Regions from separate parts of the Homo sapiens genome. Here region 1 is linked to region 2. The links are chromatin loops, found by intact Hi-C in ENCODE. Cell type or tissue: dorsolateral prefrontal cortex. All regions are shown on one strand. Links, peaks and the distances in the headings refer to the core of each region. The heading gives the core; the rest is flanking DNA.

The links. A loop is a pair of places that touch in the nucleus more often than their neighbours do. Peaks named below come from ENCODE experiments on the same cell type or tissue, not always from the same donor. Only the 100,000 strongest peaks of a DNase experiment are listed, where the experiment ranks them.
Region 1: it touches region 2 in a loop (2.8-fold over the local background); 5 of 110 quality-filtered maps call a loop at or near these places.

What each region holds. Positions count from the first base shown.
Region 1 is chr16:4,506,070-4,514,280 of GRCh38, forward strand. It overlaps HMOX2 (heme oxygenase 2), which reads left to right. Exons shown (of 6, transcript NM_002134.4): 3 at 826-943; 4 at 1,644-2,135; 5 at 3,343-3,469; 6 at 3,560-4,278. The coding sequence ends at 3,687. CDIP1 (cell death inducing p53 target 1) reads right to left here. Exons shown (of 6, transcript NM_013399.3): 3 at 7,977-8,075; 4 at 7,627-7,782; 5 at 6,722-6,995; 6 at 4,600-6,614. The coding sequence starts at 8,061. The coding sequence ends at 6,503. Among named protein-coding and RNA genes, the nearest start is that of CDIP1, 29 kb to the right of the region's middle. RefSeq lists enhancers at 7,148-7,675, 7,676-8,202, 8,203-8,211. In dorsolateral prefrontal cortex, for the core only: CTCF peaks have their summits at 5,583 and 5,786; a DNase peak (open chromatin) is centred at 5,592; H3K27ac peaks cover 3,072 bases.
Region 2 is chr16:4,690,757-4,698,273 of GRCh38, forward strand. MGRN1 (mahogunin ring finger 1) reads left to right here. Exons shown (of 17, transcript NM_015246.4): 17 at 1-216. It overlaps NUDT16L1 (nudix hydrolase 16 like 1), which reads left to right and starts at 2,806. Exons shown (of 3, transcript NM_032349.4): 1 at 2,806-3,123; 2 at 3,222-3,482; 3 at 4,202-5,088. The coding sequence starts at 2,971. The coding sequence ends at 4,423. It overlaps ANKS3 (ankyrin repeat and sterile alpha motif domain containing 3), which reads right to left. Exons shown (of 18, transcript NM_133450.4): 15 at 7,221-7,306; 16 at 6,577-6,660; 17 at 6,261-6,348; 18 at 5,755-6,140. The coding sequence ends at 6,272. RefSeq lists enhancers at 2,377-2,466, 2,718-3,225, 3,226-3,733, 4,336-4,836 and silencers at 2,657-3,016, 3,127-3,626. In dorsolateral prefrontal cortex, for the core only: CTCF peaks have their summits at 2,836 and 4,488; DNase peaks (open chromatin) are centred at 2,825 and 4,585; H3K4me3 peaks cover 2,768 bases; H3K27ac peaks cover 4,184 bases.

The sequences.
Region 1 (8,211 bases), core at 2,677-7,676, 180 kb before region 2:
CAAGTTTTTTTTTTATCCCTTGAAATAATTGCTAATAATAAATTGATTCTCAGCACATGGATGATAACGAGCTAATCTCCTAAAGAAGACAGCAGAAGCCAGACCATGATAAGGCCAAATTTTTCTCACTCTTGTAGATGGATTGTGTGGACACATGTAAGCCCCTGCCCAAGTACCACCATCTTTAGGATCACATGTTTTCTACCTTGTCCATCCATCCACACACCTTTACAACTGTGTAATTTCGTTAAGCAGCACAAACCCAGCGTCCTGGCCCTAGCCTCTCGGTTGTCTCCTTTGCATCCTTCCGTGCTTGGTCCTAGTCACATATAGTCTCAAAGAAGCTGTGGGTCCAAGGTGGGAGGAAGGCAGTAGGGCCATCTGAGGAGACCCATGGTCACAGCCTTACTGAGGTGTGTGAATTCCAGAAGACACGTTCCAAGGCAGGCTGTTCTTAGAGAAGCCAGCAAATACTGAAGGGAATACAGATGTGTGTCTCTTCGACCACTAGGTGGCCACAGAAGCAAAGCATTGCTCATTTGGGTGGTTCCCAACACAGACACATGGACGTGGGTACTACTCTCAAGGAGCAGGCCACAGTTATCCCTTGTGTCCTGAGTCCTTGGAGCAGAATGTCATGTCTGCTTGTCCTGTGTTCCCTGACAAGTTGCTGCTATTTGTGTTGGAGTGAAGTGTCTGAGAAGCCCCAGCCTCCAGTACAACAGGTGGTCACCTTGGGGTGTGGACTCAATCTTCTCTCTATGGTCCTTTCTGGAAAGCTGGGAAGGGCTAATTGACACACAAACACCTCCCATCTCTCCACAGAATGGCTGACCTCTCGGAGCTCCTGAAGGAAGGGACCAAGGAAGCACACGACCGGGCAGAAAACACCCAGTTTGTCAAGGACTTCTTGAAAGGCAACATTAAGAAGGAGCTGTTTAAGGTTTGTGCCCCGCATTGGGTTCCAGACTGTCATATGGGGTTGGGGTGGGGGCCTTGGTCCCATGAGAAAAGTGCCCCTGGAGCCACTCTGAGGGAAAAGCTGGGCTTTTCTCCACACTCCATTCCTTCTTGACGTTAAGCTCTGGCTCTCGGCTGGGTACAGTGGCTCATGTCTGTAATCCCAGCACTTTGGGAGGCCGAGGCAGGTGGATCACTTGAGGCCAGGAGTTTGAGACCAGCCTGGCCAACATGGTGAAACCCTGTCTCTACTAAGAATACAAAAATTAGCCGGGTGTGGTGGCGCGTGCCTGTACTCCCAGCTACTTGGGAGGCTGAGGTGGGAGAGTCACTTGAACCTGGGAGGCGGAGGTTACAGTGAGCCGAGATCGTCCCACTGTACTCCAGCCTGGGTGACAGAGCGAGACTCTTTACCCCGCCAAAAAAAAAAAAAATTGGTTCTCATGGCTTAGATAGAATAACATAGTGGTGTGAAGGAAGCAAAAGTATGCGTGTTCCAAAGACTTCACCATGCCATTCCTTTAAGAAACAAAAGCTTCCTTGTGTGTTAAATAATTCACTACATAAAAATGGACCATAGGATTGGGTCTTTGGGGTTGGGGGTTGTCACTTGAGCCTCTGCATCCAGCTGCTCGGATGTGGTGTGCTCAGGCATAGCTGGCCTCCTCCTGTCACCTCCACAGCTGGCCACCACGGCACTTTACTTCACATACTCAGCCCTCGAGGAGGAAATGGAGCGCAACAAGGACCATCCAGCCTTTGCCCCTTTGTACTTCCCCATGGAGCTGCACCGGAAGGAGGCGCTGACCAAGGACATGGAGTATTTCTTTGGTGAAAACTGGGAGGAGCAGGTGCAGTGCCCCAAGGCTGCCCAGAAGTACGTGGAGCGGATCCACTACATAGGGCAGAACGAGCCGGAGCTACTGGTGGCCCATGCATACACCCGCTACATGGGGGATCTCTCGGGGGGCCAGGTGCTGAAGAAGGTGGCCCAGCGAGCACTGAAACTCCCCAGCACAGGGGAAGGGACCCAGTTCTACCTGTTTGAGAATGTGGACAATGCCCAGCAGTTCAAGCAGCTCTACCGGGCCAGGATGAACGCCCTGGACCTGAACATGAAGACCAAAGAGAGGATCGTGGAGGAGGCCAACAAGGCTTTTGAGTATAACATGCAGGTACTATTGGGGGCTGCCAGCTGCTAGGGCTGAAGAGGGAAACTTTGACAGTGGTAGCAGATCCATAGTGGCCCATGAAGGCACACATGGCATTAGGACAGATGAGCTGCAGGGTGCCGAGAGGAAGGTGGCCACCAGATTGGCCACCAGAGCTTGTGGGCCCAGTGGGTGGTTCCCAGCATGGAGGCCTGGTGTGATAGATGCCAGTGGGTAGTGTTTTGGGAAGGGTGAGTCCTCTCGCACATAGAGGGGTCTGGAAGAATGGAGCTGGCTTCCTCCCTCATTGCAGGATGCTGGTCTTGAAGAATGGTTAATTTTCTTTTCAAGTTTTGCTCTGAGAAGCCCTGCTTTATAAGTTAATAGAGAGCCAGTGCCACCAAGGAGAGTAAATAAGCTCTGTTTACAAGTAGCCTTTAGATGAGGCTGAACCTGGGGAAGCTTACTCTGTCCCCAGGTCCTGTCAGCTTCCACTGAGGCCTCCCAGGGCACTCAGGATGAGTATGCCCTGCCACAGTCTCATTCTCCCATGTTCCAGGTTTTCTGTTGCTTCTTGATAAAAAAATAACCAGCACCTAGAAATGGGGATGTACTCATGCCCTCCTGTCTGTGCTGTGGTAGTTTCAGTGGCTTGAGCCACCTCAGAGAAGGCTACATCTCTGGTCAGTTCCCAGGGGAGACCCAGCATTTGGCAGCCTTCTTGGGGTACCAATATCCACACCTCCCCAGAGCTCTTGCTAGGGAGGGAAGACCATCAGGCAGTGCAGCTGCCGCCCACCAGTGCTGCTTGCTGTGTAGTTGGCACACCTGAGCAAGCTCACCTGCTCCAGCTCACTCTCTCTGGAGGGCGTCCTCTAAAAGGAGAGTGTAGCCAGGCGCAGTAGCTCATGCCTGTAATCCCAGCACTTTGGGAGGCTGAGGCAGGGGCATTACTTGACCCCAGGAGTTGAAGACCAGCCTGGGCAACCAAGGTGAGACACCATCTCCCCACAAAATTTAAAAATTAGCCAGGTATGGTGGTACACACACGTAGGAGGATAAGGTGGGAGGACCACTTGAGCCTAGGAGTTTGAGGCTGCAGTGAGTTAGCCATGTTCATAACACTGCACTCTAGCCTGGGCAACAGAGACCTCATCTCAAAAGACATTTAAAAAAAAAAAAAAAGTATGGGCAGCCCAAAGATGGCTCAGTCGATCCTCTGCTCCTGCAGATATTCAATGAACTGGACCAGGCCGGCTCCACACTGGCCAGAGAGACCTTGGAGGATGGGTTCCCTGTACACGATGGGAAAGGAGACATGCGTAAATGCCCTTTCTACGCTGCTGAACAAGACAAAGGTAGGTCTGTGTGTCCTGAGCTCCCCTCCTGGGGCAGGTGTAGCAGGAGACTCCACTGATGCCATGTCTCCTATTGGTGCTGCCACACAGGTGCCCTGGAGGGCAGCAGCTGTCCCTTCCGAACAGCTATGGCTGTGCTGAGGAAGCCCAGCCTCCAGTTCATCCTGGCCGCTGGTGTGGCCCTAGCTGCTGGACTCTTGGCCTGGTACTACATGTGAAGCACCCATCATGCCACACCGGTACCCTCCTCCCGACTGACCACTGGCCTACCCCTTTCTCCAGCCCTGACTAAACTACCACCTCAGGTGACTTTTTAAAAAATGCTGGGTTTAAGAAAGGCAACCAATAAAAGCCAGATGCTAGAGCCTCTGCCTGACAGCATCCTCTCTATGGGCCATATTCCGCACTGGGCACAGGCCGTCACCCTGGGAGCAGTCGGCACAGTGCAGCAAGCCTGGCCCCCGACCCAGCTCTACTCCAGGCTTCCACACTTCTGGGCCCTAGGCTGCTTCCGGTAGTCCCTGTTTTTGCAGTACATGGGTGACTATCTCCCCTGTTGGAGGTGAGTGGCCTGTAAGTCCAAGCTGTGCGAGGGGGCCTTGCTGGATGCTGCTGTACAACTTCTGGGCCTCTCTTGGACCCTGGGAGTGAGGGTGGGTGTGGGTGGAAGCCTCAGAGGCCTTGGGAGCTCATCCCTCTCACCCAGAATCCCTCTAACCCCTTGGGTGCGGTTTGCTCAGCCCCAGCTTATCTCCTCCTCCGCGCTGTGTAAATGCTCCAGCACTCAATAAAGTGGGCTTTGCAAGCTACCTCCTTCCCTGCCTCCTGGCACCGGGTGGGTCAAGCCACCTCCCCATAGGAGAGTCCCTCAGAAGCAAGGGCATGTTATGTCTGTGTGGGGAGTGGACATCGTCCATCATGGCTCCCAGCAGCCACCTCCTGCTCTGGGTCTACTCTCCAGCACCTCTAGTCTCCAAAGCAAAGTCACTCTAACCGTCTTGCAAAGATCTTTAAAGTGTATCCAGCACTGCTATTTTTTAGCTCAGAAATACCTTAGAGGTTTCCTACTTAAAAGGTTTTTTTAAAATATATATATATATTTAAAAATAAGGGTTTTAAAAAAGCACATATTTGTATTTAAACAATTCATTCTCTAAAAGAGAAACATGAACTTAAATAATTTTATTAATAGGAATCTACTACCTGTAAAAGTTTTATTTCAAAAAGGGTTAAAAAGTAGGGAAACTCTTTAAACTACTGACCAAGACTGCCACCTTCATAATTCAGATGAGTTAGTGCAGAGATGGCCAGGGCCAGAGGTCGCCCAGAACCTGCGTGTGCAGACTGCGCTCTGTTAGTCTTCTGCCTGTCAGCCTCAGCCCAGTCTGTGTTGCTTAAGGGTGCGCCTCCCCAGGGCTGGATGATGCTGTGCTCAAGCCTGCGGGTAGGAGGGCTCCAGCTTGCAGATCCCATGCGTGGATGCCATATATAGATGGTTGAAACCAGCATCAGAGGAAGGAAGGTGACCTTACAGCCACTGCCGAGACCAACGTGTGCCCTGGCCCAGTCACAGCTGGAAATCCCAGGGCTGGTCTACACCCGACTCTGGTTTGGTTTAATTAGGTCCTTACGTGTTGGTGTTGTCCCAGGCAGTTGGCATGGCATCAGCACTGAGGGTGTGAGACCCTGAGGACTCAGCCTCCCGTCCTGCCAGTAGACTGCCTGCAGCCCCACCCTCTTTCCCTCAAAAAAGAAGGAAGCCAGGCAAGAGAGCAGAGGCCCAGGGCGGGGGAGTGAAAGGGCCAATTTAATGAGAAACTACAAACTGAGACTGGGCCACGATTCACAGTGACAGGAGGCCATGCAGTGGCAGTGCGAGACCAGGAAGGACAGTGGCAGGATACAGTGGTCCAGGTGAGCAAGTTCACAAACCATTCAGGAAATAAAGACAGGGCGAGGCTGGTGTCCACCAAGGCAGTTCTACCACTTGTGGCTGCTCCTTCCTCGTCCCTAGCCCAGTGTGCCTGCAGGAGCAGGTGTGAGCAGGCACAGCAACAGCCTGTCAGCTGGGGTGAGGGGCCCGGCACTTACAGGGAAGAAAATCCATGGAGAAGGCTCTGCACATCCAAGCGCACCCACAAGGGGGACCCTCTGCCATCTCTTGCCCAGTTGGGATACACCAGCCACCAGGCAGAGGTCATACCCACACGCAGTGAGGACACAGGGCAGACGGGAAGGGGCTAGGCTCAGGGGCTCCTTCCGGCCCCAGCAATACAGGGTTCACAGAGGCATGGCCTGAAAGGGGGTCTGCACACTGACTCAAAGGGACAAGTTCCTTCTTAGCTACCAGGGTCTGATCATTCACCCAGGTACAGTGTCCTCTCTACCTGACACCAGGCAGCTCTCGGGCACTGGGACAGGGTATTAGACATCCTGGGCTTCTATACCTGAGAGTTCTGAGGGCCAGAGTTGGCAGTTTTACTTCCAGCCACCATGCCCCACCTCTAGCACCCCAGAGGCGCAAAGTACCCAGAAACAAACCCAGGCTTTGTGACCCTGTCCTACGTGGGCCCACCTGACTCCAGACAACTTACCCATTCTCGGCCCAGCAGGTCAGAAACGCCTGTGGCCACAGGCCTGGGGACTAACTGGCTAACTGCTCTGGCTGCTGTTGGTCCCAGGGGGAAAGAGTCTGGACTGAACCTGTACCTTGTTTGGAAACAGAGGCATCAGGACCCCAGCAGGAGACCCCTCCCAGCTTATCTTCCCGATCACACACACCAAGCAGACCAACAACACACAAGCTCATTGTCAGCCCCCTGCCACCCACTGACCCTTGGCCTTAAATCCCAACAGAATTTTTGCCAGAAGAGTCAGCGGCTCAGGTAGGGCAGGGTGAAGAGGACAGGACTTCTAGGGGATGGTGGCACGGCTCCCAGCCCCAAGTGGGAGCGGGAAAGTGACCACTGAGCACAGGGAGCAAAGCACAGGGGGCCAGACTGACAGGCGGGGGAGTCCCGAGTCCCAGCTCCGTTAGCACAGGCGCTTGTACGTGTAGATGTAGGCTTTGCAGCTGGGGCATGTGTGCGTCACATCCTTGAAGTCATTGATGAGGCAGGGGATCAGGCAGCAGCCCAGATCACATCTGAATCAGAGACAGGGAAGAACAGGCTGAGGCCTGCTGCGGAGGAGGCAGAGGCAGCCAGTTGACCCTGGTGCAGCCCCCACCCTACCAGTGCCCACACCACCTACCCCATGAAGCAACAGAAGAAACCCAGCACGAAATTCATCAAGCCAATCTCGTAGGAGATCTTGGTGGTGATGGCCTGCTGGCAGTGGGGACACACCGTCTGCACAGGCGCTCCCTCAAAGATCTCTCCCTGCAGCACTGTCACCGTGGTGGCAGCTCCTGAAGGGACCAGGACTGTGGCTGTGTGGCCCCCAGGGCCAGGGTAGGGCCCTGGCGTGTAGGGCCCTGGGGGGTAGTAGCCCATGGGTGGGTGGGGGCCTGGAGGAGGGTAGAAACCTGGAATGGCACAGAAGATGGAGGCGAGAGGTCACTGGCCTGCCACCTGCACCAGACAAAGAGATTGGCGCAAAGCCCCACGGTCCACAGCGCCCAGCGTGCAAGGCTACGCCTCAGACCTCCTACCGCCCTCCTAACGGGCCAGTGGGAGGCCTTACAGCTGGGGCCCTAAGTCAAGTGGGGCCACATTCTCCCAGCCCTTCCTGGTCCCCACCCCTTGGGGCCCATGACAGATGTGGCAGAGAGCCAGGCACATGGCCCGGTCCCTCTGCTCCTCTGTCTGTCTCCAGCATGCAAGGACAGGGCACTCAGCCTCAAGCCCATGACCAAGAGAGGGAAAGCCTTGCGGGTCACCCACCCCTCTCCTGCACACAAGGCGCCCCTCCCCACCCATGTCAGGTCCTGGTGTGCCAAGGACCAGCCCTTCCTGACCAGCCTGAATAAGAGCAGTCCCACCTTCCCACGTCCACAGTCCCTGTCCACACACAGCCTGAGCCCTAGGCAAGGGCTGGTTGGGCGTGTTGGAGTCCCTGCCCTACAGCAGATGCCCACCTGTACTGAGGACAGCCAGCGCAGGCCAGACAGCAGCCAGGAGTTCCCCATGCTCCCCTCAGATCCCTTCCCCACTCACCCGGAGGCATGTAGGTGCCATCTGCACTCATGTGTGGTGGGATGAAGCCAGGCTGGGGCATTGGGTGACCCGGCGGCTCATAGGGTGGGGGGCCAATGTCCGCAGGGGGCAGTGGCATGCCTGGAGGGGGCTGCATCACAGCTGGGGAGGAACGGCCTGGACAGAGAGAGGCAGAAAGAGGAGACTGAGCTGGAGCCTCTGCACGATGAGCTCGACCAGAGGCCACTGTTTTGGGACACAGATGGGGCCCAGGGGTAACCCTGGAGTGGGCATCACCACTTAGAGAGTCCCAACCATGCCATGGCGGCAGGGGGCTGCAATATGGAGCCTCAGGAACAGTGACCCCCTACCTGGGGTGGGCGGGGCTCCACTTTTCTCTTCCAGAAGTGGGGCTGTGGGGCCCCCAGGATAAGGAGGGGGAGGCTCGCTGGACATCTTCGCTGCTTCTCCTGGACATGGAGGGAAAACCCAGACATGAACTAAGCTCCCAGCCAGGTTCCTTCTCCTTCAGCCCTGTGGGGTGGCCAAGATGCTGCACAAGGCGTGTGACCATCCTCAGAAGGGTCTGCCTCCAGGCACTGGGGA
Region 2 (7,517 bases), core at 82-5,081:
TCCCCAACAACACACACAGCCCCCTGCACCGCCCGCCCCCCGCCCCCACCAAGGCCCCAGCCTCTGGCCATCAGTCCTGGTGCCAGAGCTTTGCGTGAAGTTCGGGCCGCAGAGTGGCCCGCTGGGACTCCCATGTGCTGCCGTCTGATGTGCTCAGATGGGCTCATCGTTGGTTCGTTTTTACTGTATATTTATAGTAATAAAATCATGCAGCAATATCCTGTCTGCTCCTTCCTCCGGGTGCAGCCCTCAGGATTGTGGCTGTTTCCTGACCCGGAGTTTTGCCGCTGGGTGGTTGGCGGTGGCTCCCGCACCGTGGCAGCTCCACGGCCTCTGCCTGGCTTCCCTCTGGGGTCAGGGCAGTGAGCAAGGTGAGGGCTAACGAGAACGGGCAGCTCCCAGCCATCCCTGTCAGGGCTAGTTGTCTGGTTGGAGGGAAGCCACACCCTCCAGATTGGGCTCTCTCGTGAACAGGTGGTTGGGGAGCCCAGGGCCTCCAGGTTTGTGAGTAGTCGCTCCGGTCCCCATCTCTAGTCCTGATCATCTCAAGGCATTTGCTGAGCACCTGCTGTGCGTCAGTGGAGGCAGAAGAGCTGAGGCCCCGGCCCTGGCCCCGGGCGCCTGCCTTCCAGGCAGTGAGATGCCCAGCAGCTAATCAGAATCCTGCCAGGTTTGGTTACTATTAGGAAGAAAGTCAGCATGGTGGTGAGATGAACCCGTACAAGGTCTCATTTAACCGGGTGGCAGGGAGGGCCTCTCTGAGGAGACTTAAACAGCCCTGAGGGCTGAGGAGGAGCTGGCCCTGGAAGAGTGTTCCAGGTGGCAGGAGTGAGCCTGATGTGTCCCCTGGGGACGGAGCCCCTGGCTGGAGTGAAGGGTGCTGGATAGATACTGAAGAGCTTGTAGGGGCTGCTGGAGTGTTTTTATAAGGGGGAGTCAGTTTTAAAAACAGGCTTCCAAGCGGAGAAGCAGTGCTAGCACCCTGCGGCTGGCGTGTGGAGGCCGGACGGTGGGAGCAGGTCTAGCTGCCCATGGTTGTGGGCTCGCAGGCTGGAGCCCGGCCCCAGGCCTCTGCACAGCCCCCGCTCCCCTGCCCAGGGAGTGGCCAGTGCCCCAGGGCACCCACCACACCACTGCCTACCACTCAGGGCCCCAGCTCCTTTGCGTGCAGGTCAAGCTGCCACCATGGCCCTTCTTTGAAGACTGTGAGGGTGGAGGGAAAGCCCGTGTTCTAGCCCATCAGTCCCTGCCCCGAGAAGGCTGCCACCCATGGGCCCTGCAGCTGCTCTGACCTGCCTGGGTCTGGCCCCATCCCAGTGTGGGTAGAGGGGTGCCCAGGGTGTCAGACGGGTGCTTGCATGGGCCAGATGGGCTCCCCCTCTGTACCTCCCAGAAGAGCCAGCGCTTGTATTGATGTCTGGTCTCGGGGAGGGGCTGCAGCAAGGGGAGCCTCTCCTCCTCTGCCCCTGCGTCCCACGGGCCCTGGGCGCTGGCTGGGCTTGGCTGCCTAGGGGTGGGGCCCTCTTTGGGTGAGAGGACCCTTCCCCTCGCTGCCCTCTCGCCTTCTCACATGGTCGCTCACTCTGGAATCTGGACTTCCCCTGCTGCTTGCAGCTGTCCCATGTGACCCCTGACCCACTGGTGGCCACAGGAGGAGAGAGAGGTGCCCTCTCTGGGTCCTTATTCTCCACATCTGAGGCCACCACGGACCTAACAGGTGAGTTTCCAATGCCCACCCTCTCCCTCTCTCTTCTCCTGCCTGCCTCCACTGAAGGCAGCCTTCTCTGTGCCAGCGAGCTCGGCCTCACTGCACGGCTCTCCCGAGGCTGTGCCCCAGCCCTGGGCACCCATGCTGTGAGTGCAGGCAGGGGGGTTCATGTGCTCAGCAAATCCATTCCCCTGGTGGGGAGGAAAGTGGCCCTGGGCCCTGCTGCTGGTGAGGTGAGCCTTGCCATCATGGAGTTCAGGGCACCTCGCTCTGCCTTGGGCTGTTTCGGATGCTTCTGAGCCCCAGAGACATCTCCAGTACAAACACAAGGTAAGTGGTAAGTACCTCAGGCCCTTGTGGAATCGGGATTCTGCCTCTGTCATCAACTGCCAGTTGTACTTAGGCAAGTTATGTCCCTCTCTGAGCTCCAAGTTCCTCATCGTAAATTGGGGAAACCCCTCTTCCCCCCACAGTACCTGGCACAGGGTGCCCGGCTTGGAGGATGCTGGAAAGGTCCAGCCCCGGAATTTAAGTCACTTTCTGCCCAGCAAGCTGGGTCCACAGAGCCCCAGAGCTCCCGGTCGTCCGCCCTGACCCAGCGTGGACTCGGGGACTGGGGCACTCAAGCCCTGCCAAGCCCTGCTCCCCGTGCTGTCCTGGATCGAGCCTGCCAGCAGGGTGGCTAGGTCGGGACAGCTGTCGTGCATGGCAGGCGAAGGCCATCTCCCTCCGGGCTTGGGTCCGGTGGCGCTGGCGGAGCAAGGCTCCGGGGCATCTCTGGCTCGTGTGGTCGTGCCAAGGGTGCCATTGCGGATGGACGGGGCCATGCGGGCCGGGTCGGCCTCCTGGGGAGAAACGGGTGGGCGCAAGGGGATCGGCGCCATCGAGGGTGGAGAAACCGCAGGGAATTTCGGCTGTCCGCTTTGGGGCGCCAAGGAAGATGTTCGTCGCCCACAATGTCAACCTTGAGCCACCACGGCACCGACCAGTCGTCTAGGCTCTCCCGTCGGAGGCGGGGCCGCCGCCCAGGGTGTGCGACTATTGGGTGACGGCTGACGCGCACCGCCCTCCTTTGCACACCGCCCGCAGCACCTCTCGACGACGCACCGCGGCGCTGCGAGGGGCTCGGTCCCGGGGCGCGCCGGCGATTGGCGGGGGAACCGGACCCGGGGGCGCGGCCGCCCGCGGATTGGCGAGGCACGGCGGGGGCGGGCTCGCGCATGCTCTTAAGTGGCAGCGGCGGGGACGGGGTCAGTGCCAAGATGTCGACGGCGGCGGTTCCGGAGCTGAAGCAGATCAGCCGGGTGGAGGCGATGCGCCTAGGGCCGGGCTGGAGCCACTCGTGCCACGCCATGCTGTACGCCGCCAACCCTGGGCAGCTCTTCGGCCGCATCCCCATGCGCTTCTCGGTGCTGGTGAGGACGGGCGAGGGCGCGGGCGAGGGTGCCGGCGCGGGCGGGCCCGGGCGGGGGCGTCCGTCGACCCCGCGGCTGTGACCCGCGCTCCCTTGCAGATGCAGATGCGTTTCGACGGGCTGCTGGGCTTCCCCGGGGGCTTCGTGGACCGGCGCTTCTGGTCGCTGGAGGACGGCCTGAACCGGGTGCTGGGCCTGGGCCTGGGCTGCCTGCGCCTCACCGAGGCCGACTACCTGAGCTCGCACCTGACCGAGGGCCCACACCGCGTCGTGGCGCACCTGTACGCGCGGCAGCTGACGCTGGAGCAGCTGCACGCCGTGGAGATCAGCGCGGTGCACTCGCGCGACCACGGCCTGGAGGTGGGGCCGCCGCCCGGGCCCCGCCCCCCGCCCCGGGGTTTGGCTCTGGCCCCGTGGAAGGCACCGATGGGTAACACGTCTCCTGAGGGTCCCCTGGCCGGGCTGGGTCGGGTGTCGCTGTCTCCAGCAATGGGGTGGGGAGAGGGGTCTGGGGCTGGGAGGCCGGGAAAGGAGGGGCGGGGGTGGGGGCCGGCGCTGGGGCTCCCTCAGGGCTGTGTTACATCCGCCTTGCTGCCTGCCATTGCCAATCCTGGGAGTGGGGGAGTGGGATCGGTGGGGAGGAAGGGATGGGGGAGGAGCGGGGATTGCTTGGGGAGTTGGGAAACTTGAGCACAGCGGGGGTTGTAAAACTTGGGAACCTCATGTTGGGCGTGAAGGCTCTTGGGATTTGTACTTTGTGGTCTGGAAGGGCTGGACTGCGGGTGTTCAGGCTTCGTTGGGTGGACGGGGGGAGCATGGGGTGCGGACCCCGGGGTGGGGTGGCCTGGGTACGAGGGGGGGGAGTGCATGGGGTCAGCCTCCACACTTGCTTGGGGAGGAGGGGGCTGCACTGCTCCGAGGGAGCTGGCTGGCTTCTGCCAGGCCCTGCGTGGGTCTCCCATTAAGTCCTTGGCAAAGCTGGCTGCTCATACCCTGGCCTCATAGCTTCCAGGCCCCTCCTGCTGGAGGTGCCATTGTGTGGCAGGCCTGGCCCCAACCCCTACCTCCTGTCTGCGCAGGTGCTGGGCCTCGTGCGGGTCCCGCTGTACACCCAGAAGGACCGAGTCGGAGGCTTCCCCAACTTCCTGAGCAACGCCTTCGTGAGCACGGCTAAGTGCCAGCTCCTCTTTGCCCTCAAGGTGCTCAACATGATGCCCGAGGAGAAGCTGGTTGAGGCCCTGGCTGCAGCCACCGAGAAGCAGAAGAAGGCCCTGGAGAAGTTGCTCCCGGCCTCCTCTTGAGGGCTGCCTGAGCTGGTGGCACCCTCCCCTGGGCCGGAAGACTGGGAATTCCTGCTAAGTGTGGCTTCTAGAGTGTTTGTGTGTACCCCGCTTCTGACTGCCTAGGGCGAGTGGGCATCCTGTCATCATCTCCACTGTCCCAAGCAGTCACTAGGTGGCGGCCGGGCCAGCTGGAACCCAGCCCATCCTCTCAGGCAGAGCAGGGTGGTCCGGGCACACTGGGCCTGCCTCTCCAGCCTCAGGATGCTCTTGTTTATTCTGGGCTCAGACCCTCCTCTTGTACGTCTCATCACAGCTGGTAGAGACCCAGGAGTGCCTGATTGTCCCACAGGGGTGGCGCACAGCTCTGGGACCACTCAGAAGATGGGATGTGTGGGTGGAGGATGCCTTGTCTCGGTCAGCTCATTCCTGCCTCCTTCCTGAGCCAGTTCAGGGCCTGGGGGAGAGCCAGCTTGGGGTAGGAAGTTAATAATACTGTTAATTTGGGTTGTTGTTGGATTTACTTTGCTAGATTTTCTCTTTCACCACGTGTGAACTGTGGGTGAGGTTTCAAAGTAGCTTCACCCCACGTGGCTTGGTTCCCAGGGACAGTCAGGGCCTCGGGGGCCCAGCTATGTACAACGAAGCTGTCGAAGGAGAAGACAATAAAGTCGCTCCGCAGCTGCTCTGTGTGTTTCTCAGCTGCCCTGTGTGTTTGTTTTGGTTCTGGATGGAACCAGCTCAGGCCCCCTGCCCTAGGTGGGGGAGGGAGGAGCTGCCCCAGCCAGGGGCACGTTTGTTCCCCAGTGTTTACTGGGGGCACTCCCAGCATGAATGCTGTGCCCATCAGCCAGGTTGGGGCGTCTGGGCCGAGACCTTCAGGGCAGGCTCCCCTTCCTGATCCTGGTGGCCCTGGCTGCACCTGGGCTGACCTGCTTTGCTTTGCAAACCCACCATTCCCCACTGTCTGCAAGCAGCTCCAGGGGATGGTGTAGAAGTGCAGGCTTACTGTGCAGAAGGACAGCAGCAGAGCCATCCCTCGTGGTCTCCTACAGCCCCACATCTGGAAAGACTCCAGCGGCATCGTCAGAAAATTTGCACAGCCCATGCCTGGCCCGGTGAGGGAGGCAGTGTGCCCAGCTCCATCTCAGAGCTCGGTGTGAGAGCAGCATGTCCCGGGGGAGGCCCTGTGCTACGGCGGGCTGGGGATGTTCTTGGCTCTCAAAGCCTTATCTTGAGTTGTCTGGGCTCCAGGAGCAAAAGACACACCCCTGAACAGCAGAGGACAGGGCAGTCAGGGTTGCTGCATTGGCCAGTGCCTCATGTCATGTGACCAGAACTGAGCCCTTCACTAGCTGTTCTTAAATTTTATTTTCCAAAAAATGGCATTTTCCAGGTGCCCCAGTCCTCATTCCTAAGGTCCCACCTCAGTTGGCACCTGTGCGTGTATATGGATACACTTTCCCCCCAGGGCCCTGCCTGGTATGGGCCAGGGCAGCCCATGAACTCTGGGCCTCACCACGAGGTTCTGGGTGAGGCCCTCGTCCCGCCTCAGTGCTGGCCCGAGCTGCCGAGCCAGGGCCGCAGCCCCCGTCTTGCCTCTGTCTGCCGGCTGCTCCCGGGGCCTGATCCTCTGGCCCCCACTGGGCCTGGGCTGCACATGGCAGCTACCTGCTCACTGTCCTCCTCACTCCCTGGCACACAGCTTCAGGGTGGACCAATCACCCAACGTCAGATTCTGAAAGAAAAAGCCCCGGTGAGAAGGGAGGGGGACAGGTGGGTGCATACCCACACCTGCAGCCGCCCAGACAGGCCCTGCTGCTCCCACCACGCGGGATCCAGGCTGGCAGACACTCACCGGCCCGCAGGCTAGGTCTCCCGCCACTTCTTCCCGTTCAGCACCTGCAGCTTCTCCAGGCTCTGGGTCACTAAGCACAGTGCTTGCCCTGAGGAATGATGACCTTGAGCCTCTCCCGGCCAGGCTCAGGAGGGCTGGGTGGTGCTGCCCCGGGGTCTCAGCTGCAGGATGTGACCTGCCCCTCACCCGTTATGGCCCCAGCCCCGAGGTCAGCCTTGGGGTAGAGAGACACAAACCCGCTTTCCCTGGAAAGGGGTCCCTTTGCCTCCCTCGGAAACAAAAGGAGCGCTCAGTCGTCTGGTCCCCGGAGACTCACCCATCTCACGGACACGGTCCTCCAGGGCTCCCGAGAGCTCGGGGAGGCTCATGGCCTGCAGGGACGCTTGCCAGCCCTTGGAGTCTGTGGTGCAGGTGCAGGGACCGAGTTAGCTGGGGGTCTGCGTCCCCACAGGCCCTGCTTTATTCTGAGCCCATGCAACCAGGAGAACCTGCTTGGATCAGAACCTCCCTACCCGCCTGACAGTGTCTAAGCAACCTCCCAAGGCCGAGGCAGGGAAGCCCTGTTGTGCCCTTCCTCCCACAGGCTGAGCAAACACTACGAGGCCCGGGTCAGCCCGAGAGAAGGCAAAGCTCTGCCGGTGGGGACCCGGGTCTGGGCCCTGGCTGGAGGCTACAGAAGTCACTGGCGGTCTCAGCACAGCACAGCCAGCCAAGGCACAGGGCCTTTCTCGAGTACCTCCTACCCCTGGGGGATAGGCAGTTTTCCTGTCACAGGTGAGGAAGTGGGCTTGGGTCCCCAGGGCCCCCTCTTTTCCTTGGACTCTGGGATCATGTGCACACAGGGACCTGGGAGAGTGGCTGCCGGCCGGAGAACCAGGCCAAGCCCACTGGGTCAAACCTGGCTTCAGGGCTCCCCCACCTTCCCCTCTGCCCAGTGCGGAGTCAGGCCACTGCTCTTACCAGCTGGGGGGACGGCTAGGCCCAGAGTGGCTGCACCAGGGGGCTGGTCCTGCCTCACTCGAGATGACAGCTCAGCTTGACAGGCTCTGCCAGACACAGAAACAAATATTGGTGAGAGCAGAGGCCTGGCCGCTGCAGAGCCCCCACCTCAGACCTTCTAGGGGAGGGAGGGGCTCAGCCCTGTCCTTGCAGCTGGCCCTCATGGGCTGGGCCAGTGCCCCATGAGGCTGCACTAAAGAGCAGGAGGGCGACCGGTGCAGATTCCCGGACCCAACTCCTGCCTGGGTCTGCCTGCAG